Regions from separate parts of the Homo sapiens genome. Here all the other regions are linked to region 1. The links are chromatin loops, found by intact Hi-C in ENCODE. Cell type or tissue: dorsolateral prefrontal cortex. All regions are shown on one strand.

Region 1 (8,000 bases):
TGAACAAGTTAATGAACCTTTTTCCTCATCTGTAAAAGGGAAATGAGTACCTACCTTGTATGGTTACTGTGAAGATTACATAATACATGTAAAGTACTTAGACTGGTGTCTGAGACATAGCACTCCATACATTCTCACGGTCTTCTTTTCTCCTGATTACGTTTCTGGAAATAGTAGAGTTTGTCAATGCCCTTCCTAAAATGCAGAGCCCAGGGCTAGACCCCTTTCTGTTCCCTGGAAGGTAGGCATCCCCAGGGAAGGGACAGTGTCTGTGTTCCCAGTGCCCCAGCGGGACCGGCTCCACCTCCAGCCATCACGTCTGTTCCACCAGTGGGAAGGAACAAGGGGAGAAGTGGATGGCCTCTGCCTTTGAAGACACTTTCCATTTTTACCTGCGGCCAATGGCCACACTTTCAAAGAACACCAGCTGCTGGGAAATAATTTATATTTTAAGCAGCTATGTGCCCAGTTAAAATTCAGAGGTGATTTGCTGGGCAAGAAAGGGAGAATGGAAATGGAGGACAGCTGGGAGTCTTTGCCAAATTATAGCTGAAAATAACTTTAAATGAATCACTTCAAAGGACCAAATGGTTCAGTTAAAAAGGGAAAAATCGCCAGTAGATGTTTTAGAACTTTCAGTAGTCTAGAACTCAGTAGATGTAGAATTTATTTGGCATCGACATCAAGCCAATTGGCCTGTAATTCATCCCCTTTTTGAAAACCCTAATAGCCTTTGCCCATCTCCAATCAGCGGTGCCTCTTTCTTCAGGAATTTAGACATTTAGTCCTTGTTGAGGACCCTCTGAAGAAATCTGCTTGGCCTCAGTGTCCGGAATAGGACTCTCAGGCATGCTTTTTTTTTTTTTTTTTTTTTTTTTGAGACAGAGTCTCGCTCTGTTGCCAGGTTGGAAGTGCAGTGGTGCGATCTCGACTCACTGCAACCTCCGCCTCCCGGGTTCAAGCGATTCTCCTGTCTCAGCCTCCCAAGTAGCTGGGAATACAGGTGTGTGCCACCACACCTGGCTAATTTTTGTATTTTTAGTAGAGACGGGGTTTCACCATGTTGGCCAGGATGGTCTTGATCTCCTGGTCTCGTAATCTGCTCGCCTCAGCCTCCCAAAGTGCTGGGTTTACAGAGGTGAGCCACTACGCCTTGCTGCACTTGTATTTTTGCTTCATTTCTAGATCCACTTTCTGTCCCTGCCCTTATTTGTGTGTGTGTTTTTTTCTTTCTTATATCTTTCTGTTTCTACTTTTAAACGTCTTGTGTCTGATATTTTTGTTGGCTAATTTGCTCCTCTGTTGGAACACAAGCATTGTCTAGATTAACACAAGTATCTGGCACACTTCCCATTTCCATACGCAAGTGATTGTAGTTGCCTGGGCTGTGGTTCTACATCTGGAGGTCAGGATTCATTTGGAAAGTTTAGGTGATGGGAGAGGAAGAAGGAACTGTTTTGGTATCCAGTTTCCTTTTTTCCGATGTGTTCAATCTTCCCTTTCCATCAGAAGATACAGAAGATACAGAAGTGGGCTGTGCATGGTGTTCACCTGTAATCCCAGCATTTTGGGAGGCCGAGGTGGGCGAATCACTTGAGGTCAGGAGTTCAAAACAAGCCTGGCCAACATGGAGAAACCCTGTCTCTAACAAAATACAAAAATTAGCTGGGCTTGGTGGTGCGCACCTGTGGTTCCAGCTACTGGGGAGGCTGAGGCAGGAGAATCGCTTGAACCTGGGAGGCGGAGGTTGTAGTGAGCCGAGATCGTGCCACTGCACTCCAGCCTGGCGACAGAGTGAGACTCCGTTTCAAAAAAAAAAAAGAAGATACAGAAATGGGAAACTTTGTGGGTGCAGGTTGGGGTGTCCCCAGGTGACTCCGGAGTGGTCAGCTGTGTGCATTTCTGTGTCCCAGGAGCTGCACCTCAGTTCTGTGGGCTGGGAAACTCCACCATGTCAGAGACCAGAGTTGGTTGAACTCAGTGTCTAACCAGGCTCCCAAGAGAAAGACACATTTAGCAGTCCAAGAAATACATGCTGGCAGGATGAGTCAGGCCTTGCTAGCCCGACCAGGGTCATCTCCACTGTAAGCAAAACACATGGGAAGCCCAATCACAGGGTTTCGTGGTGATCATGCAGGCAGGTGAGCATTCGCTTGGCTATATTTGTCCCACTACCACCTTCTGAGCTCGTCAGCAAGCTCCTGCGCAGTCTGGTGTTTTTGTTTTGTTTTGTTTTGTTTTTTGACATTGGAGTCTTGCTCTGTTGCCTAGGCTGGAGTTCAATGGCACAATCTTGGCTCACTGCAACTTCTGACTCCCAGGTTCAAGCAATGCTCCTGCCTCAGCCTCTTGAGTAGCTGGGCTTACAGGTGCATGCCACCATGCCCAGCTAATTTTTATATTTTTAGTAGAGATATGGTTTCACCATGTTGTCCAGGCCGGTCTTGAACTCCTGACCTCAGGTGATCCGCCTGCCTCAGCCTCCCAAAGTGCTGGGATTACAGGTGTGAGCCACAGCACCCGGTCTTTACTTTGTTATTTTTAAATTTTTTTCTTAAAATGTTCTCTGCTTTTGGGGGCTTGGGACTGTTCAGGGTATGTGTGTATATTTCAGTTTGCATTTCCCTAGACAGGATTGAGCCCAATATTTAAACAAATGTAGTTTAATGCTGAAAGGCACTTTAGAGGGCATCAGGTACAGATCTTTCATTTATAAACGATGCTCAGAGCTTAGCATTTGTTCCAAGTCACACAGCTCTTCCCTGGTCTAGAACCTTGGTCTTCTGGGATCCAATGCATTTTCCATTCCACTGTGTAATTTCTTGGCGAAGTTTTCGGAGAAATCTTTAGAATTCATAATATGCATGCCGTAAAGCCTTAAAACCACTCCCAACTACCCTAAGAACACCCTGGACGAGGAGTGTATTAGTTTGGTCATAATCAGCTGCTGTAACAAAGTGCCACAAACTGAGTGGCTTAAACAATAAAAATTTATTGTCTCACATTTTTGGAGGCTGGAAGTCCAAAAGCAAGGTGTGAGCAGGGCTGGCTCCTTCTGAGGGCAGTGAGGGAGAATGTTCTAGAACTCTGTCCCAGCTTTTTGTGGTTGCTGGCGTGTGAGCTGCATCACCCCAGTCCCTGCCTTTGTGTTCCCTGCATGCACGTGTTGCCCACATTTCCTTTTAATAAGGACACCAGTCATATTGCATTAGGGACCACACTACTTCATTATGACTTGATCTTAACTGTATCTGTAACACCCTATCTCCAAATAGGGTCACATTCTGAGATACTGGGGATTAGACCTTCAACATATGAATTTTAGAGGGATACAATTCAATCTAGAACAAGGGGAGATCTGCAGAGAACTCAATTTAAGAGATGAATTTTCAAAACCGGTGTCTGGAGGCCACTGTCCCAGTAGAGTCCATAAAGACTCCCAGCCTGGCCAGGGTCACCTATCCTGCAGCTTCCATGTTGAGCAGCAGGGGGCAGGGCTGTGCCACCCACTAGGAGTCTTGCCAGCCTGCCCGTGGCTGCTGGAAGGATTTTATAGCTCCTGACAACTGACAGTTCAATGTGGGTCTATATGGGCACCATCGTCCCCTCAGAGCCTTGATTTACATCAAGTCCTATGAATGAAAGAGAGGAAGTGGGTCAGATGACCACAGCCTGTGCAGGTTGCACAGTAGTGCACCAGTGGGAAGAGGAGGCCAAGGGTTTGTCCCTTTAGATAACTGGGAGAGTCACAGGCTCCAGGTGGTGACTAAGAATGTGTTTGCTGAGGAGACAGATGGACAGATGGGGATAACTAGACAGCAGCTTGGATGAGCTGCCTTTTTCCTCATCACCCTCCTGCTCCTGGAGGCCAGTCCGGTGTTCAGCCTAGGAAGCTGGGTTGGCCACTCCGGAAGGAGCCAGGACTGCCAGGCCACTCGGAGGATCCAGCTGTCTGATGTTCCAATGCTCCTGTTATGATTCCTCCACTTCTTATGAAACTCATTATTGCTTCCTGTATTTCTGTGCCTAGGAAAGAAGGTGTGATGGGGTGATAATCAGCAAGGACTTATTGAGGGCCCACTGTGTGCTTTAGGACTTTCAAAGGAATTATAAAGCAGCTGGGGAGACAACCCTGGCCTAGACATAATTGCACAGCCCAGCATCGAGAACCAGCAAAGCCTCAGTCCTGTGTAGCAAGGACAGAGTAGGACTGGGTGAGCTGTGACTCCGTTCCTGAGACCAACTGTCTCGAACATAGTTACACCAGCGGCCTGCTGGTTCATCACCCAGAATGTTCTGGATACTCCTTTGGATCTTGCCTTCATATTCTTTTGTTTTCTACAGTATTAATTAAGAGGCTAAAAGATAATGCACTTATGCATTTCTTTTTTTTTTTGAGACGGAGTCTCACTCTATCACCCAGGCTGGAGTGCAGTGGCTCACTGCAATCTTTACCTACCAGGTTCAAGCAATTCTCGTGCCTCAGCCCTCCCAGTAGCTGGGACTGCAGGTGCGCACCACCACGCCCGGCTAATTTTTGTATTTTTAGTAGAGACATTTTACCATGTTGGCCAGGCTGGTCTTGAACTCCTGACCTCAGGTGATCCACCCACCTTGGCCTCCCAAAGTGCTCGGGATTACAGGCATGAGCCATTGCGCCTGGCCTAACTTAAGCATTTCTTTTACACATAAAAATATAAAGAAAAATTACATAATCTGTACAACCCAGAGCATCAGTGTATTTTTCTCCACTTGTATTTGTACGTAACATTTTTTCTGGCTGAGCACGTTGGCTCACGCCTGTAATCTCAGCACTCTTTAGTATTCTCTACTAAAAATACAAAAATAAACTGGGCGTGGTGGCACACGTCTGTAATCCCAGCTACTTGGGAGGCTGAGGCACGAGAATCGCTTGAACCTGGGAGGAAGAGATTGCAGTGAGCTGAGGTCGCACCATTGCACTCCAGCCTGGGCAACACAGCAAGACTCCATCTCAAAAAACCCAAAAAACTAAAAAACCATTTTTAGTTTTTATCCAAATATTTGTGCGCATAGTTGGAAAAGTCATGGCCGGGCACTATGGCTTATGCCACCTGTAACCCCAGCTACTCCGGAGGCTTGAATCAGGGAGGCGGAGGTTGCAGTGAGCCAAGATGGCACCATTGAACTCCCTCTGCCTGGGCAACAGAGTGAGACTCAGTCTAAAAAAAAAAAAAAAGTCAAATCGTTCTTAAAGTTTGTTATGAAAACTCCTCCCACCATCTCCCCTCCCCAGGGACAGCCAGTTTCACCTCTCCCAGCATATTATATTGATATTTATCTCCAGGTCTCTAAATAATGTGCTTATCTCGCCCCTCCTTGCTTTTTCATTTTAGGCATTATATGAAGACTTCGCTCTTTCTTCCCATCCCCACCCCCTCGCAATGACTTAGCTCTTCCTTCCCCTCCTTGCCCCCCTTATCCCCTCTTTGTCCCAGAGTACTTAATTATACTGAATTAGTTACAGTATTATTTAGCATTTACAGTATTACGAGCATGGAAATATCACAGGCAAGACACTACACTGTTTTCTAGCACGACTTTTTGTTTTCCTAGAGCCAGTACTTGGTTTTTCATTTATTTAGTTTGTTGTGGTTGTGTATGTGTGTGTTTTTTTGTTTTTGAGATGGAGTCTCTGTCTCCCAGGATTGTGGTTGTGTGTGTGTTTTTTTGTTTTTGAGACCAAGTCTCACTCTCCCAGGGTTTTGTGTGTGTGTTTGTTTCTGAGATGGAGTCTCACTCTGTCTCCCAGGGTTCTTTCTCTCTCTCTCTCTCTCTCTCTCTCTCTGTGTGTGTGTGTTTTTGAGATGGAGTCTCACTCTGTCTCCCAGGGTTGTGGTTGTGTGTGTGTGTGTATGTTTTTGTTTTTGAGATGGGGTCTCACTCTGTCTTCCAGGGTTTTGTGAGTGTGTGTGTGTGTGTGTGTGTGTGTGTGTGTTTGAGATGGAGTCTCACTCTGTCTCCCAGGCTGGAGTGCATGGCTCGATCTCGGCTCACTGCAACCTCTGCTTCCCGCATTCAAGCGATTCTCCTGCCTCACCCTCCTGAGTATCTGGGACTACAGGCACCTACCACCATGCCTGGCCCTGTTGTGTCCTTACCACTAACCACCCTCGCTGGCGCGGTGGCTCACGCCCGTAATCCCAGCAGTTGGGAGGCCTAGATAGGTGGAGCACTGGAGACCAGGAGTTGGATATCAGCCTAGGTAACATCGTGAGACCCTATCTCCACCAACAATACAAAAACTAGCTGGGTGTGGTGGTGCGCACGCCTGTAGTCCCAGCTACTCCGGAGGCTGAGGCGAGAGAATCGCTTGAACCTGGGAGGTTGCAGTGAGCCGAGACAGCGCCACTGCATTCCAGCCTGGGTGACGGAGCAAGGCTCCGTCTCAAAAACAAAACAAAACAAAACAAAACAAAACAAAACAAAATAAACAAAACCACTCACCCTCTCTGGCAATTGGGATCTCTCTCTCTGCTGCTGCAGCAGGTGTGGTAAGATTTCAATTCCCGCGGGGTCTGGGCCTCCCAGGTTCAAGCGATTCTCCTGTCTCAGCCTCCCGAGTTGCTGGGATTACAGGCGCGCCTGGCTAATTTTTGTGCTTTTTTTTTTTTTTTTTTTTTTTTTTTGAGACGGAGTCTTGCTCTGTTGCCCAGGCTTGAGTGCAGTCGCGTGATCTCGGCTCACAGCAAGCTCCGCCTCCCAGGTTCATGCCATTCCCCTGCCTCAGCCTCCCGAGTAGCTGGGACTACAGGAGCCTGCCACCACACCTGGCTAATTTTTTTGTATTTTTAGTAGAGACGGGGTTTCACCGTGTTAGCCAGGATGGTCTCGATCTCCTGACCTCGTGATCCGCCCGCCTCGGCCTCCAAAAGTGCTAGGATTACAGGCGTGAGCCACTGCACCCGGCCATTTTTGTGTTTTTAGTAGAGACGGGGTTTCACTATGTTGGCCAGGCTGGTCTTGAACTCCTGACCTCAAGTGATCCACCCACCTCGGCCTCCCAAAGTGCTGGGATTACAGGTGTGAGCCACCACCTCCAGCCTGATATTGAGTTTTAAATTTCTGCTTTCTTATTTTTAATAACTGGAGACCTATTTTCTGAGTGTTTGCTCTTTGTGGCAACTGTTCTTATTTTATGGGTACAGTATCTTCCCTCTCTGAGGATGGGAGTGATTTTTGTTAATTTTTTTTCTTCCTGCACGATGTTTCCTCCAAGTTACTTTTTCCTGTTAGTGGCCTCTCCTTTGTGATTGAGGCTTTCCTTGGCTGTTGGTTGTTGGTTCTTATTAAGAAACTCTGACTGGGGGTTCTCAGCATGTGAGCGGCCGGCCATGACCTCATTATAGGGTAGGCTGGCTGGCTGTTACACAAACCTTCAGCTGGTTCTTAGTCTATCCCTTCTCTTCACCCAACATGGTACCTCACTGAGCCTGAGCCTTTTGGGCATTCCACTGGGTAAACTGGATTGGCTCTTAACTGTCCCCACTACTGGCTAGGAATTCAGTTTTTTCTTTGTCTTAAGCCATTTGCCATTTTGACCATATACTTTCCACCTTCCAAAAATGTTTCCTGTTTCTTTCCTTTCTCCTTGATTGTGTGGGGTTTGCCTTTTGCTTCACCTTCTTTGCTGTCAAGCATGGGTTCAGGGGGTAACCACTGTCATCTTTACCTAGGTCCTCACTTTTTTTATTAAGTAGTTTTTATTCATTGACTTTGTTGAGGTATAATCAAAGTACAGTAAGCTGCATGTACTTAAAATGCACAACCTAATAAATTTTACTTAAATTCATTAAATAAATGCACAACCTGAGAAATTTTCACATGTGATATACCTGTGATGTCATCATCACGATGAAGATAATGAACATTTCATCACCCACAAAAGTTTCCTTATACCCCTTGCAAGTCTTCCCCTGCCCTGTCTGAGCATACCCACCATAGAATAGTCTGCATTTTAT
Region 2 (8,000 bases), 150 kb after region 1:
GGCAAGGCAAGCAGCCCTTCAGCACCAGCTTATGTATCCCCCATATACACACACTAGCAGCCCTCCCTCACCAAGTATCCTGGGGTCATCTAGAATAGTTCCAGGTACTCGCCTTGCCAACAGTCTGAGTGTGGGGTATGGCACAGAGGCCTGGATGGGACTGGGGGTTATAGAAGCCATCCTCTGTCCTGGGGCTGGGAGGGGGAAACACCCTCACCTTTTAGAAAGCTCTAGGCATTCCCACAGCTGTTTTTGTGTTTGGACCCTTCATCCTGTAATCTGTGTCTCTATCTCAGTACTGCTGTCCCAGACACTGAGAAGGAGCAGGAGTGGACCCCCATAACTGGGCCTCTCCTGGCCCTCAAGGAAGAGGACCAGCTCCTGGTCAGGAGACTGAGCTGTCATGTCCTGAGTGGTGAGGGTGAACCAGATCTGGGCCTTTGCGGGTGGGTCACTGAACCGTCCCCTCTCGGGGTCAGCCAGTCACCAGGGTTCTCCATTCCAAGTGTCTGCACCTGAGGTGCTCTGTGATACCTTGGGGACATCTGAAGAAGAATGGAACCCTTCTCCTACAGGAGGAGCAGGCAGCCAGGGCCATCATAAGGGAGCAGCTAAGTGCATGCACAAAGATGGTGGCCTGAGGCCAGGAGGCTGCAGCTGCTTCCCCAAGGCCACACCCAGCCCTGCCTTCTGAGCGGAGTCTCCTTAGCTTTGGGTGGAGATGGTGTTAACTGAATGGAATGATACGTGTAAGGGGCTTAGCACAGCGCCTCCACAGAGGGCCCTTATAGGGAGATCCATCTGTATCTTCTTCAGTGCCCCTCTAGTAGAGGCTGTGGGTTGATGTGTGGGCCCTACGATGAGATCCAGGGGAAGGCCCCCAGCTCCTGGCCTGCTCTCAGCCTGTGTGATGATAAACACCACTGCTCCGGGTGTACGTTCCTCATCCCTGGGGTGGAGTTGGGATGTGTGGCTAGGAAGACTTGCTAGATCATGGAGGGACCAGGCTGCTGGGCCTCAACCTGACCAGCATCTCCACCCCCCGCCCCACTCCAGCCAGTGTAGGGAGCTCTGCGGTGATGAGCACGGCCATTATGGCAACGCTGCTGCTCTTCAAGCATCAGAAGGTAGGGGGTGCAATGTGGTGGGGACCTGGGCGGTGGGGGGGGTGGCGATGTGTGGCCCTGCTGCCTAGCCCTGCTCTGCCCACCCAGGGTGTGTTCCTGTCGCAGCTCCTGGGGGAGTTCTCCTGGCTGACGGAGGAGATACTGTTGCGTGGCTTTGATGTAGGCTTCTCTGGGCAGCTGCGGAGCCTGCTGCAGCACTCACTGAGCCTGCTGCGGGCGCACGTGGCCCTGCTGCGCATCCGTCAGGGTGACTTGCTGGTGGTGCCGCAGCCTGGCCCAGGCCTCACACACCTGGCACAACTGAGTGCTGAGCTGCTGCCCGTCTTCCTGAGCGAGGCTGTGGGCGGTGAGTCTTGAGGTGCACGGGGTAGGTGGGATGTGTGTGCAGTGGTGAAGGGAACGGCTCCTTCTTCATAATGGACCCTCCGCCCCCAGCCTGTGCAGTGCGGGGGCTGCTGGCAGGCAGAGTGCCGCCCCAGGGGCCCTGGGAGCTGCAGGGCATATTGCTGCTGAGCCAGAATGAGCTGTACCGCCAGATCCTGCTGCTGATGCACCTGCTGCCGCAAGACCTGCTGCTGCTAAAGGTCAGGCCTCCCCTACGGCCCACTTGGTCCTAGGCCTTCCCCTCTTGGTGGTAGGAATGGCCCATCCCTGCCCATGCTCTACCTCTGAAACCTCCTGGGTAGTAGGTGTGGCCTTGCCCGGTCTTTGGCTAGGCCCCTGCCCATGTGCCTGGCTCTCCTGAGGCCACATGGGTGCCTTTTTCTCCCAGCCCTGCCAGTCTTCCTACTGCTACTGTCAGGAGGTGCTGGACCGGCTCATCCAATGCGGGCTCCTGGTTGCTGAGGAGGTAGGCAGGGCAGTTGGAGACAAGATCCTTGCCTGGAGCCTGGCCTCCTCCAGCCTCCCACCCTGAGTGCCAGCTGCCCCAGGCTCCTCCTCTGCCCCGTGTGTGCTGTGGGGGTGGGCAGCCCCTGGCCTTGCAGCGGGGAAGCCTAGCTCGCACCTCTGCTCCCTGTGCCTTGGGATATAGCCACCTATGCCCCGGTTCTGTGTGTCTCTCTGGATAGCACTGGACATGTGTGCCTCTGAGGTTCTCTGCACACCTCCTGCTCCCCACATTTCTTGGCCACAGGGCTACTGCCCTTGAGGGTGGGAATTCACTTCCTCTCACTCTGCAAGTTGGCCCAGCAGGTGCTGGGGCATGGCTCTGGCCATCCTCTTGGGTCTCTAGGTCTGCTTTTACTGGTTTCACCTGCATGTACCTGGTCTGGGGGTGTAGGGTTGATCCCTGGCCAGCTTGTCAGAGAACAATGGCTCCACGGCCCCTAGACCCCAGGCTCCCGGCCAGCCTGTGACACAGGGCGACAGCGATTGAGCAGAAAGCTGCTGTGGAAACCGAGTGGGGACTTTACTGATAGTGACAGTGATGACTTCGGAGAGGCTGACGGCCGGTACTTCAGGGTGTGTTTCAAAAAGCTGCCCCTGGAGGGAGGTGGTAGGGAGGCGGTGGGGAGCTGCACTCACCCCGGCCTGTCCCCTCCAGCTCAGCCAGCAGTCACACTGCCCAGATTTCTTTCTTTTCCTCTGCCGCCTGCTCAGCCCGCTGCTCAAGGCCTTTGCACAGGCTGCCGCCTTCCTCCGCCAGGGCCAGCTGCCCGATACTGGTGAGGCCCTTGTTCCCTTGCAGTCCTCGAGGCAGGCTGTGTCTGTGCTGGGTGCCAGGTCTAGGTCTTCTCTCTTCTGCAGAGTTGGGCTACACAGAGCAGCTGTTCCAGTTCCTGCAGGCCACCGCCCAGGAAGAAGGGATCTTCGGTGAGTCCCAACCAGTCAGCCCAGGCTCCTGCAGGCAGTGGTGTTTGCTGGTGGCTGCTGCCCCCTGCAGGACAGTGACAACCCAACTCTAGGAAGGCAGGCTGCAGAGTACAGTCTTCTGTCCAGTCAGAGCTCTATCCCTCCCTGGGCTTCTTTAAACAAGAGGAGAGAAGCCTGTGCCCAGTGGCTCTCTGTTCTCCCTACCTAGAGCCTTCACTTCTCTCTTCTTTCCAGAGTGTGCGGACCCAAAGCTCGCCATCAGTGCTGTCTGGACCTTCAGAGACCTAGGGGTGAGAGGAGCCACTGTCACCATCTTCTGTCCCCCTGCTCCCACCCCAATAGAGTAGCTCAGGGAAACCCAGCTATGTCCCCATCACTCCACAGGGCTGGCCTGATGGTGCCTCATTAAGACCCTGGGATTTACTTGGTGTCTTCCAGCAACAGATTTGGTGATGGGTTGGAGAAGGTGGGATGGTTTCCTGCCTCTTGGTCTCCCAAATCACTGGCTCATCTTTCTAGGTGGGGTATTGGGACTGCTTTGCGGCAGCATTTGCACGCAAACATTGAGGTCTAAGGGGCCAGAGGTCTCAAGGCAGGTTTCTGGGGGACAGGCCTGGCCCCTGGGCCATGTGTACACAGTCCCTGTGGTGAGCGCACTCACGGCTTATCTTCCATGGCCCAGGTTCTGCAGCAGACGCCGAGCCCTGCAGGCCCCAGGCTCCACCTGTCCCCTACTTTTGCCAGCCTGGACAATCAGGAAAAACTAGAACAGTTCATCCGGCAGTTCATTTGTAGCTAGAACTGTGAGGAGGAGCCTGTGCTGAGACTTCTCAGCCCCAGAACACAGCTGTGTCCTAGAGCCAGAAGATGGAGAGGAGGCTGCAAACCCTTAGCTGCTCTATAAATATAATCATTGAGGCTTGATTGTCCCTTGCCATCTCTTGCTTTTTCCCTTCTTTGATGTGATAAACAAGGGGACGAGACGAGTTGTCTTTTCCCCAGCCCAGCAGCATCTTTTTGGTGTATGTGTGTGTATTTGCTCTCTTCTTCCCCAGTCCCACAAAATGCCCTAACTTGTCCCATGAAACAAAGCCCAAACGAAGACAAACAGCAGAAGCCAAGCTGCTGCTTTGACCCGACGAATTTATTGAAGAGAGCTCTGTCCTTCTCCCTTCTACCGAGAAGAGGCGGCTTGCAGGGCTGGCACCTGTCCACACCTGTCACTGGGCCTTTCCCTGGGCTAGGCTGAGTGGGAGCAGATGCCCTCATCCTATGTGCAGGGCCTGTGCAGGAGCCATCACACCACCTTGTTGATGATGACACCTAGTTCTTCAATCTCACACTGGACTTCATCCCCCTTCTGCAACAGAGCAGGCCATGAGAGTGTCAGCCCTTCCGTCAGACACACGTACACAAGCCTGTACTTCTCAAGTCTGAGCCAAGCCTGCCAGCCCTTTGGGGCCCTTGCTCTCTTTGCTTTTCACTAACCTACCTTGAGAAAGACAGGAGGTTTCCTGAATACACCGACACCTGGGTGGAGGTGGGGGGGTCCCAGTCAGGATGACATCCCCTGGGTAAAAGGTAACAAACCTGGAGCAAAGCAAAAGGACCCGGTGAGACCAGGGGCTGGCTGAGGTGGCCACAGCCAAAGGTGGAGGGCTCAGGTCAGCCTCCACATGTGTGGCAGGTGGAGCGGGGCTGGCAGGATAGCCCCTGTCACTCACTGGGACACCCAGGCTATCAGGTCCTCTGTCTTGAATACCATCTGGTTGGTGTTGCTGCTCTGGACCACTTCCCCATTCACTCGACAGCAGATCTTTAAGTTGTGTGGATCTGAAATGCAAAGATGGTACCTTGGAGTTATCCCTTTTCCCCTTCAAACCCCCCAGTATTTTACAAACACAACTATAGGGGTGCTTCGTGACTTGGCAGGTGAAAGGGCTTTAAAGTGCCCACATTGACTCAGTGCACTATGTTAGAACTTTCTGTATAGACATTGGCCTTCTCAGGCCTCCCTGCATCCCCAAGAGCACCAGGCAGTAGTCACTTGGATGAGTTGAGAGGATGTTGCAGACTCTGAAGGAGAAGAGAAAAATGGCTAGGGTTTTTGCCTTGAAAAAGGGCATCTGTCTACAGCATAGGAAGATACCTGTAGATACAAAAATGACTCCTGGGCAGGGCCAAGCGTGGTGGCTCACACCTGTAATCATAGCACTTTGGGAGGGCAAAGCAGGTGAGAACTGATTAAGCTCAGGAGTTCAAAACCAGCCTGGGTAACGTAGTGAGTGCTTGTCTCTATGCAAAATAATAAAAACATTAGGCATGGTGGTGCGTGACTGTAGTCCCAGCTACTCAGGAGGCTGAGGCGGGAGAACTGCTTGAACCCAGGAGGTTGAGGCTTCAGTGAGCTGGGATTGGGCCACTGCACTCCAGCCTGGGTGACACAGTAAGACCATACTTAAAAAAAAAAAAAAAAAAAAAAAAAAAAGACAGCATCTATAAAGCAGTGAGGCAATGGTTCTAGCCAGGACAGAGAAGCCTCGTGTACCGGATGCTGGCAGGGGATGGATTACTGTAAGAACATCCTGGCTAACCAGCACTTTTAACTGTTGGTGTTGGTCTTAGTGTTCTACCACCCTTAAGTAGAGCACCTGAAACACAATTTAACTTTGCCGAGGACTCTGTGTGGGTGCTGTGAGGCACTGGGGTCTTTGGTATCCTGGCATGGCTGGCCCATGTGGACACCCCCCACCTCCACCACAGTTGTGGGTGGCTGTGTGTTAAGAGGCTGCGCTCTGCCCTCTGGCACACTGCCTCCAACCTGGCGCTGTCCCCTCACTGTGTGTGGTCAATGCTGTTGTTTCCACAGTGGCTGGGTGAGTCACACTGGCTTTCATCTGTAGTGTGGAAAATGCCTGGGCCTTGCGATAGCTATGCTCCATGATGCTCAACTTAGATTATTTCAGATGGTGGCAGCCGCAGGAAGCCCGATCCACCCATCAGCTCAGTGTTCTTTGTAATTTACTTCACGCATGCAGTTTCACATCCTCTGCAGTTGTGTTCCCTCTAGGGGGCTTGGGAAGGAAGCCCATGGGAGAACTCGTGGCTGAGGATAAAAGACTTTCCCTGTATGGAGTCAGCAGTGAAAGGGCAGCCAGGGAGGGCAGGTGCCACATGTACCTGAACCCGTGCTCCTCCCTGGAGGGCTGTTCATCTGTGCAATGGTAGGTACAAGGGGGCAGGGATCAGGAACCTACCTGCTACACTGTCCTTGGTCACCAAGGCAGGGCCCAGAGGGCAGAAGGTGTCGAAGGTTTTTCCCAGCAGCCACTGTTTCCCATTGCATCTTGTTAGCCAGTCACGAGCACTCACGTCATGAGCCACAGTGAAGCCGGCCACGTGGGCCATGGCATCTGTGGCCTATGGGGGCAGGGGATTTGGCCATACAGGAGGATAGATCATGGGTGACACCAACACCTGTGGCAAGGGATCTCAAAGCTGTTATCCCATGTTAGTAGCCAGAGCCAGCCAAAGGTGGGTGAAGGGAAAGGCAGTGTCAGGGAGCAAGGAGGCTGACTGCTTCCTAGTGTCAGGGACAGCTGGCACCATGTGTTGGTGAGCGAGGTCAGAACTAGGAGAGGCAGGAGCTGGGGACTCTGCTGCACTCTGGCCTGGGAGCCCACCTTTTCCACTTCACCTTGATGTGCTTGCCTTTCTTTCCAATGACCACGGCCAGCTCCACTTCCCAATCTACCTCCTGTAGGGTGGGAGAGGAATAGTGAGCCGCAGTGGCTTTGGGGCCCATTAACTATGCTCAGAGGCTGTACGCTGTGGATCTCTGTCAGTATGGCTTGGCTGCCATCCCATGTTTGCCATCACCACGAACCAGAGCCCAGTGAACGACAAGGGAGGTGTGACTTGTAGACCCATACATTTTGGGCAGTGGCAGACAGCATCATGGGATGCAGGCACAGGTCCCCACACCATTGACTGCAGAAGAGCAACACGTGTCCAGGGCACTGAGTTTAAAAGTCACTCTGGATACTTTTAACAAAGGATAAATACGAAGTAATATCCCCTAGCAATATGTAACCTTACTGTGTGTCAGGCACTATTTTAAGTGTTTTAATCTATTAACTCACTTTAGTAAGAGAAAGATCCCACAAAGGACTTGAGTAAGCAATTCACAAAAAGGTAACGGACATGGCCACAAAACATGAAAAAATGCTCAGCCTCTCCCATAATCCATAAAATACACTATAAAATAGATATAATTTGGCCTTTAAAATTGGTGGCTCTTTCTAATAATAACCAGAGTTGGTATAAGTACACCTGACATCCAGATGTTGGTCTCTAATACCACTCCCCAGTAAGGAGCACCGGGTTCCTTGGTCCAAGACAGACAGTACATGATGAGCCTGGAACGTCTTGGCCAGAAAGCAAATATATGCTAAAAGCTTGGGGATGGAACAAACTTGAAGGTCCCTCATTGGCCAAATTGAGGTCACCTGAAGAATGTAAATGATGGATTACAACCAATTGAATAAAAACAAAAAGGAATTCACAGTGATATTGAAGACACAGGAATAAAGAGCGAGGCAGCTTTTTTTCTTTTTTTTTGAGATGGAGTCTCACTCTGTTGCCCAGGCTGGTGTGCAGTGGCGCGATCTCGGCTCACTGCAAGCTCCGCCTCCCAGGTTCACGCCATTCTCTCACCTCAGCCTCCGGAGTAGCTGGGACTACAGGCACCTGCCACCACGCCTGGCTAATTTTTTGTATTTTTAGTAGAGACGGGGTTTCACCGTGTTAGCCAGGATGGTCTCGATCTCCTGACCTCGTGATCCACCCGCCTCGGCCTCCCAAAGTGCTGGGATTTCAGGCGTGAGCCAACGTGCCTGGCCAGGCTTTTTTCATAGAAGAATGCCAGTTAATAAAAACTGCATGATTTAGAAAAATCATTGTTCTTGGCCGGGTGCGGTGGCTTATGCCCATAACCCCAGCACTTTGGGAGGCTGAGGCAGGTGGATCACCTGAGGTGAGGAGTTCAAGACCAGCCTG
Region 3 (8,000 bases), 110 kb after region 1:
AGAGCTGTGTCTGAGCTGCAGCCCTTGAGGTTCAGGCTGAGGATGGATCAGCGATGCAGGCAGCAGGGCCAGAGCAACAGCCTCATGGATTCTGGCCTTTCCTGAGTACCCAGGGAGAGGCCCCTGCACTGGCAGCACTTTGCAGCAGCCTGGAGGAGTAGAGCTGGCCTTGTGCTCTGTGGAGTGCCAAGCGCAGGCCCTGAGCAGGTGTGCTGCACAGATGACCTCATCGAATCCTCAAAGTGACCACCTCCTAGAGTGGACACTATCACTACACCCACTTCACCGACGAGGCAGCTGAGGCCCCGTGAGGCTCCACACATGGCTGAAAAGTGCAAGCAGAGGGAAGAAAGCAGGACTTCTGCATGCGCCTGCCCCCACCCTATGCTGCCTGGGAGGCTGGGGCTGTGTGGTGGGGGCTCCCTCCACCTCTGAGACCCCTTCCCTTGCCAGCAAGTGCTCTGAGCTTCCCACAGACAGATAGGAGAGAGAAATCAACTTCCATGGTATTCAGCTGCTGTTACTCACAGCCGAAATGGATCCCAATAGACCTGAGCCCCTTACCGTTTGGAGTCCTGTAAGGTATGGCCAAGTGCTGTTACCACACCATCTCCCACAGGACCTGCCAACACCCACAGGATTCCCTGGGCATCCTCATTGAGCAGGTAAGAGGACCGAGGCTGGGCAGTGTTCAGGTGGCCTGCCCGGAGCCAGATGCCATGGGGTGGTTCAGCCATGGGGCTCTCTGCCCTCATTCAGCCTGTCTCCTTAAATGCTTGAGTGGCAGCATTTGTAAACTGCTTATTTCTGAGTTCTCTGCAGACATGCTGAAGCAGAATCTCTAGTGACAGGCCCAAGAACATGCATTTTTCTGCAGTCCTGAGTGAGGCTGAAGAGCAGAGCTTGCCTGAGGCAGAGAGGAGAAGTGAGCTTTCCAAGGCCACGCAGCCAGCTAGGGGCAGAGCTGAGGTCAGAGACTAGATCAGACCAGATCCCAGGCCATGTTGGCTGGAGCTGAAGTGGGCATTGACTCCTGGGGCCCCCAGATCTAGAGGTGGAGGGGCGTAAAGGCCTAGGGGCGGTGGCTGGGCTTGGAGGGCTGCCAGGTTGCTGTGTTCCAGGCCAGAGCCTGCTCATCCCACCCTGGGGCAGGGATTGCAAGGCCAGCAGAGCACTTGCTGCTCCTCTGGGCAGCTGGGACAGCTTTGCCACACAGCACACACTCTTCCTCCTGCTGGGAATATCCAGACCCCACTCAGGCAGGTTCTTGCTCCTCAGAGGCTCCCAGTCTCAGCTCCTGACTCTGGCCACTGGATCCACCCCTGGGCTCTAGGCTTCTGCTGCTGCTCCCAGGGACTGCCAGCACAGAAAGCTCTTAGTAGTTAGTGCAGAAAACACTAATCTGGGCGAAGAATACCCAGGCCGGACACCTGGCCCTGCTCTTACCCTGCCAGGTGGCCTTGGGCAAGTCATGCCATTCCCTGGACCTGAGGCCTAACCTCTGGATGGCCTGGGATTCGGCCTGGGTCATCCAGACTTGAAGATGATGGCTGGTGGGCTCTACTTCCCTTCTCCAGGTGAAGAATCTATTCATTCATTCAGTCATTTGACATTCAACAAATATGTATTCAACACTGACTTTGTGCCAGCTTTTAGGCACTAGGATACCACAGGGAACAAACCTAGCAGTAATCCTTCCCCCTTTAAAGCTGATGTTCCAGGAGACCCATGTGCACAGGGTGACATCACTAAGCATTCTGAGATTAGATGGATGGATGTGTGGATGGATGAAGAGATGAATGAATAGATGGATGGATGGATGTGTGGATGGTTGAACAGATGAATGGATAGATGGATGGATGGATGGATGGATGGATGGATGAATGGATGGATAGATGGGTGGATGGATGGATGGATAGATGGGTGGATGGATGGATGGATAGATGTTTGGATGGATGGATAGATGGACAGACAGATGAATGAATGGATGGATGGATGGTAGATGGATGGATGGATGGTAGATGGATAGATAGATGGATAGATGAATGAATGGATGGAGGAATGGACAGATAGGTGGGTGGATGCATAGATGGGTAGACAGATGAATGGATGGATGGATGAATGAATGGATGGTAGATGGATAGATGGATGGACAGATGAATGAATGGATGGAGGAATGGATAGATAGGTGGGTGGATGCATAGATGGATAGACATATAAATACATGGATGGATGAATGGATGGATGGTAGATGGAAAGATGGATGAATGGATAGACAAATGGACAGGCAGATGAGTGAATGAATGGATCATTGGATGGATGGATAGATAGGTGGATGGACAGATGAATGAATGGATGGAGGAATGAGTAAATGGGTGGATAGATGCATGGATGGATAGACAGAAGAATGGATGGATTGGTGGGTAGATGGATGGATGGATAGATGGACAGACAGGTGAGTGAATGGATGAATGGATGGATGGTAGATGGATAGATGGATGGACAGATGAATGGATGGATGAATGGATGGGTAGATAGGTGGATAGATGGACAGACAGATGAACCAATGGATGGACAGGTAATGAGGAAGGGAAGAAGCCTGGGCCCCTGCTCTCCTCCTGCTCTCCTCCTGCTCTCCTTCCTGTGGCCGCATTTCCATCTCAGGACAGAGCTCACTGGCTGGCTGGGTCTCCTGGATAGAAAGTGAAGGGGGCAGTGGCCTGACTGAGGCAGGGCTTGGGATGACAGTAGTTGGGCTCTGGGGAGACTTTGGTGATGGATGGGCTCGATGTCAGGGAAGGTGGCCGGGGAGGAGGTGGTAGGGGATGGGCTGAGTGTTATGGGCACAGGGGACACAGTTCAACCACGTGAGCCTGCCTCTCTTCTGCCTCTGTCTAGGTGGGAGACTCTCTTTGGGTTTGAAAACCCCAGTCTGAGATGTGCTGTTTCCCTTGTGCCCCACCAGGGCCCAGTGTGTAGCGTTCTGGGGACACCGGGTGTTGCTGAGAACGAATCAGGGAGCCATAGTCAGGGGGCTCAGTGCAGGGCAGGGGTGAAAGGAGCACCGGAAGCAAGCAGGCCTGGGAGTGGGGCATTTATTTACTATTTGTTGGGGCCATCCTGAAGGGGGTGCCCAGCAGGCTGGGGTGGCCTGCCACAGCCCTCAGTCCTCTCAGTAAGTCTGCAGCAAGAACCTGCTGGAAGCTGCAACATTCACAGCTGCAGGATGGGCAATTGGCTCTATGAGTCGGGCTCTGCTTCCATCTACAGGCCTAGATGTGAGGGCAGAGGAGCACTCAGCCTGCCGAAGGTCTGCACAGCTGGCCGGCAGCGGGCAAGATTGGAATTCACTCACCATGCAGCTACTGGGTGCCTGGCTACTGCTGGGAAGCAAGCTGAGGGCAAAGACTGCCCCACAGGGGCAAGATCGGGGCCCACCACAGGAGGTCACCCCCCAGGCATGCAGGGCACAGAGCTGGGGGGAATGAGCTCCCTCCCCATGCACCCCTCCCCAGCTGTCCCTGAGTCACTAGCGCCCTTCCCTTTCACTACCAGGGAGGCTCTGGAGCTGCTTCCTATCCCCCACTGTCCTGTGAGTCACCGCCCCACCCTCCAAGTCCCTCCCACATGGTGTGATCAGCATCCCTGCCTCTGCCCACGAAAGTGATTTCAAAAGGCAGAAGTGACAGGTGGTGGGTGGTTAGGCGGGCAGTGCCTCTCACCTCCCCATCCATCTCTCTTCTGTCAAGTGGGGCAGCAGCAGGGCCAAGAAGACTGAATTCAAAGCATCCTGGAAGGCCTCAGGTTGTCAAGGGCCCCAGGCAGCGCATGAGGCTTTGAGAGGGGCCCCTGCCTTGTGCCTGGGCAGGCTCCTTCCCTGCTCTGCACACTGTGTCTTGAGCAGGCTCTGGAACCCACCTTTCCACTATTAGAATGATAGACGGGCTGGATGTCAGGAAGGTGGAGTGTGTTCCTCCAGGTCACAGCCCTGGGCCTCTATGACAGCCCCTTTGAGATGAAGAGACCTGGGTGAGGAGTCTGCAGCGGGGGCGGTGGGGGCATCTTCAGTGCTCTGGCATGGGTTCATTCCTCAGGATGCTCCTGCAGCCACCCCAAGCTGAGGACAAGGCCCAGATCCACAGTGGCCTGGGAAGTGCTCCCAGCAGAGTGAGCAGAGCTGGGCTTCGGTGCTGTCTGCCCTCTGTCCTGCTGCAAGGCTAATCACCTTCTGGTTCTGGGCCTTGAATCCCTTTTACAGCATGGGGGCTGGATGCTCTTTGAGCTTCCTCCTGGCTTCGATCCTGGAAACTGACACCTACTTGTTTGCAGTTGTGTGACTTGGTCAAATCGTGTAACCTCTTGAGCCTCAATTTCATTCTGTGTGAATGAAACAGTGAAAGCCCTGAAGATTAGATTTTTGATAGAAGAATTGTAACAGCAGTGACCCCATAGCCCTTTACCATTTGCAAGGTGCTTCAGACAAAATATCTCACTGGTCCCTCCCAACAATTCTGCCACAAAAGGTGGTATTACTTTCATGCCCAGCTTACAGTTTGAGGAACGAAGGCCCAGCTATGGGGGCAGGTGCAGAGGTGGGCCTCGCTTCCAGGTCTCAGTCTCTGGATGAAGGGCAAGATCCCTGCAGCTAAGGACGAGGGAGTGGTGGCACAGAATGTCCGGCCTGCTGGTCTTTCTTTCCCAGCCTGGGGCATCTCTGTGAAGGCCGATGAGCGGAGGCCCCTCCCCAGGTGCTGGTGCCAGGCGGCGGGGAGCTGCTTCTGACAGCTGTGCAGAGAATCATCACTTCTCCATCGCTGCTAATAGCATGTTTAGCTTGCTGACTCCTCTGTTTGCCTGGTGCCTCCCACGGACCCAGAGCTTGGAGTTTCTTCATTGCCTGGGGTGGGGCAGGGTGGCAGAGGGGCATCTCTGCTCCCTGGCCCTGGCTGCAGCCAGCAGCTCCACCCAGGGCCCTGAACTTGGGAGGCGACTGCAGTTCCATGCCTTGGCTCCCAGCACCCCAGGGAAGTACATCTGGGCTCTGGAACAGCAGAAATGGCCTCCTGCAAATCTCCTACCCGACACAGGACCAAGTGTGGGAAGGCTCTGGTCCAAGGGGCTTTCTCCAACTCTCTGGACCACAGGGAGCCGGCAGGATGGGGGCCAGTCCACCTTCAGATTACACCTTTACCTCTGACTCAGACCCCTTCACCTCCCAGGCCACCATACGACATCTCCTGCTTGCAGATCTGGCCATGCTGGAGGCAGGATGGATCCCCAGCCCCTCAGTTGTGACCCTTCCTAGCTTGTTAGGTTAGTAGAAAACTCAGCTCATAGTCTCGGGGACTGCTCCTCCCCTGGTTCATGCACAAACTCCAAAGGTTCATGGGATTCCTAAAAGCAGCCTGACAAATTTCCCTCCTGTGGGGAGAAGACCCTGTGGTCTGGCAGGACCCACTGCCCTTGGCCAGGTGCCCCTCGCTTTGATCCTGGGTCTGGCTCCTGCCTTAGGAGACTGCAGACCTCTGTGGGGCCACTCCCTGGTGACCCACCAGCCCAGGAAGGATGGACCCCGCAGTGGACAACACTCGGTTCTGTCCATCTCCCTGCCTTGGGGAAGTACTTGCCTGTGGTTTTAATTTACCTTTGACCCTATGGTGCACTTCTGGAATGTTCCCTCCACGAGGGCGTGGACTTGGTCCTGTTCATGGGGATCTCTCTGGCACCTGGAGCAGCTGTGTAGCCCAGACGGGGTGCTCAGTCATTGACTGCTGCCTGAACAGATATGTGCAAGTTTGTCTTCTCACTGCTGTTAACATTATTGTATGAGTAATTTTACAAGTTTACCATTTTTCTTGTACGTATAATAAATATCCCACCTTATTGACCCACAGTTCCCCCTCCCACAACTTGCAAAGTATTTTGGCTGACTTGACTTGTTTACTATGATAAATAGTGTTGCTATAAACAGCTGTGCACATATAGCTATTTTTCCCTTTGCAATTATGTTTTTGGGAGGAATTCCAAACAGTGGGGTTAGCGGGTCAAAGGGCATGGCGTATTTATGGTCCTGGATGTGCTGGGACTGCCGAATTCTCAGCCCCCAGGCCACCCCTGTTTTCCCTGAGGTCTAGCTCTGGGTGAACACCCACAAAAGTGTCTGTCTGCCTGAGGCTACCCCGGCCTCTGTCTGGCTCCTGCGGTCGTGGAGCAGACCTCACGGTGCAGGAGCTGGAGGTGGCTGTGGGAGTTTGAGGAGGGGCAGGAGGAGGCAGCTGTGGGAGTTGTGGAGATGGCTTCACGGAGCCAGGAGCCCTGTTCCGGGAGGGCAGTAGGACCCCCTCTTCTCCCAGAGCCCTGGCCTTCTCTTGGATGGCTCTCCTCTCCTGGAGCCATCCCGCCCCCTGCAGCTAAGCTTCCACCCCCAGTCTCTGAGAGGGGGCAGTGCCCCCTGTAGGCAGGTGTGTTTGGGAGAAGGGAGGGGACCCAGTGCCTCAGCCTACTCCGGACTTTCTCCTGTGGGCCCTGACGTGGTGTCATGTGGGGGAGAAGTGCCGTGGAAGCTAGCTGCTGAGCAAAAGGTCTTTATCACTGCAGAAAATGTGCCTGAGATTTGCCCGCCTTCTGCCTCCATCCACTGGCTCTGCCCCTCCTCAGCTGCTGGAGCCCCCTTTCCCCACCATTAGCCCCAGACCTGCAGGCCTGGATGGTTGAAGGGGAGGGGTCCACACTGGCCCCTCATGGGATCTTCCGGAACCTGGCTGCTACTGGAGGGCAGGGTATCCAGGGTGGCCCCTCCCTAAGTAAATCTTCCCATCCTGGGAATAGGACAGACCTATTCTCTGTCTGGCGATGCCTGCATTTTATGGGGACCCCAAGGCTTTCCCCTGCCATGGGGTAGTGTCTTGGAGGCGGGGCCTGCTGTCTGTAAGGGCTGGTGAGCCCCGGCCCAAGCAGGGCTAGGCAGTGCCCTGTGGCTCAGGCCTGAGTGGCATGGGCGTAGCCCGTGCTGGGAGGGAGGAATGAGACTCCCTGTGTCCCGAGGCTCTCCCTTGGAGCAGGCTCTCTCTGCTCTCTCTGTACCTCCTGCCCTGTCTTTTCTGGCTGCAGGTCCCTAGTGGCAGGAAGTTCTGGGAAGCAGTGCAGAAAGAGCACTGGACTCGGGCGTTCTCATCCAGTCTCTGTTACCAATGGGCTGTGGGATCCAGCCCCTACCTCAGTCCTCAGCCGGACATTTGCCTGTGGCCTTGTGCAGCGCCTGCGGCCTTGGCAGGGTGGCTGAGGGTGGCTGAAACCCAGGTTGTGGGAGGATCTGGAAGGAGCCTGGCTCCTGTCTCCCCATGTCCATGTCAGCTCTTGGCCTGACACCAGGAGACCCTCAGGGTTGGGGGTGTCACCCCCCCTTCCTGCAGCCTCCGCATCCTCCTCCCATGCCCCACTCTGCTTTTCTGCTGGCTGGTGCAGGAGACAATGGCTGTGGGGCATGTGGGTGCACGTAGGGGGGGTCCTGCGTGGGTTGTGTGATTTTCCCGGACAGGCAGGCGTGAGAGGGAGAGGAAATTATTCTGTCTAAAACCTCAGAGATGAGTCCTTGAGAGCTGGCAGAGTGACTGCTTCCCGTCTGGGTGGGGAGGCAGGAGACAGGGTGGGCCGTTCCCAGGGGCAAGAGCAAGGCAGGGCAGGGCCAGTCCTCAGGGAGAATCCCAAGAAGGCCACAGCAGCACAAAGATAAGCCCTCATATTTCCCACGTGTCACCTGGACAAAGAGCCGTGATGCCCCCCATAACAGCCGGTCCTCACGAGAATCCAGAGAGCTCGCTAGGGAGGCAGACATTATGATAACCCAGTTTACAGATGAGGAAACGGAGGCTCTGGAGGGGTTCATTGACCTGCCTAGGTCACAGAGCCAGCCCGTTAGCGACAGAGCCAGAGCTCGAAACCCAGATCCCGAGGCACATCTTCCTCCAAAATGACCCAGAGAGGTGATGTCTCTGAAAGCA

Evidence for each region. Peaks named below come from ENCODE experiments on the same cell type or tissue, not always from the same donor. Only the 100,000 strongest peaks of a DNase experiment are listed, where the experiment ranks them.
Region 2: a loop joins it to region 1, with 3 times the contacts of the local background. A loop is called at or near these places in 27 of 110 quality-filtered maps.
Region 3: it touches region 1 in a loop (2.7-fold over the local background); 2 of 110 quality-filtered maps call a loop at or near these places.

Annotation. Positions count from the first base shown.
Region 1 is chr2:96,170,200-96,178,199 of GRCh38, reverse strand. No RefSeq gene overlaps it. Among named protein-coding and RNA genes, the nearest start is that of DUSP2, 29 kb to the right of the region's middle. RefSeq lists an enhancer at 2,031-2,210 and a silencer at 3,495-3,544. In dorsolateral prefrontal cortex, a CTCF peak has its summit at 3,495 (motif pointing right); a DNase peak (open chromatin) is centred at 3,499.
Region 2 is chr2:96,017,900-96,025,899 of GRCh38, reverse strand. It overlaps GPAT2 (glycerol-3-phosphate acyltransferase 2, mitochondrial), which reads left to right. Exons shown (of 22, transcript NM_001321527.2): 13 at 297-415; 14 at 1,057-1,127; 15 at 1,215-1,473; 16 at 1,563-1,711; 17 at 1,900-1,977; 18 at 2,460-2,591; 19 at 2,674-2,794; 20 at 2,877-2,942; 21 at 3,177-3,232; 22 at 3,625-3,954. The coding sequence ends at 3,741. LOC124900512 (fumarylacetoacetate hydrolase domain-containing protein 2B-like) reads right to left here. Exons shown (of 4, transcript XM_047446740.1): 3 at 6,626-6,699; 4 at 6,257-6,419. The coding sequence ends at 6,401. It also overlaps the pseudogene FAHD2CP. Among named protein-coding and RNA genes, the nearest start is that of GPAT2, 13 kb to the left of the region's middle. In dorsolateral prefrontal cortex, a CTCF peak has its summit at 3,020 (motif pointing left); DNase peaks (open chromatin) are centred at 1,179 and 2,999; H3K27ac peaks cover 4,687 bases.
Region 3 is chr2:96,058,885-96,066,884 of GRCh38, reverse strand. No RefSeq gene overlaps it. Among named protein-coding and RNA genes, the nearest start is that of GPAT2, 28 kb to the right of the region's middle. RefSeq lists an enhancer at 6,716-7,626. In dorsolateral prefrontal cortex, CTCF peaks have their summits at 3,080 (motif pointing right) and 3,286 (motif pointing left); DNase peaks (open chromatin) are centred at 1,094, 3,274, 3,664, 4,764 and 2 weaker places; H3K27ac peaks cover 3,024 bases.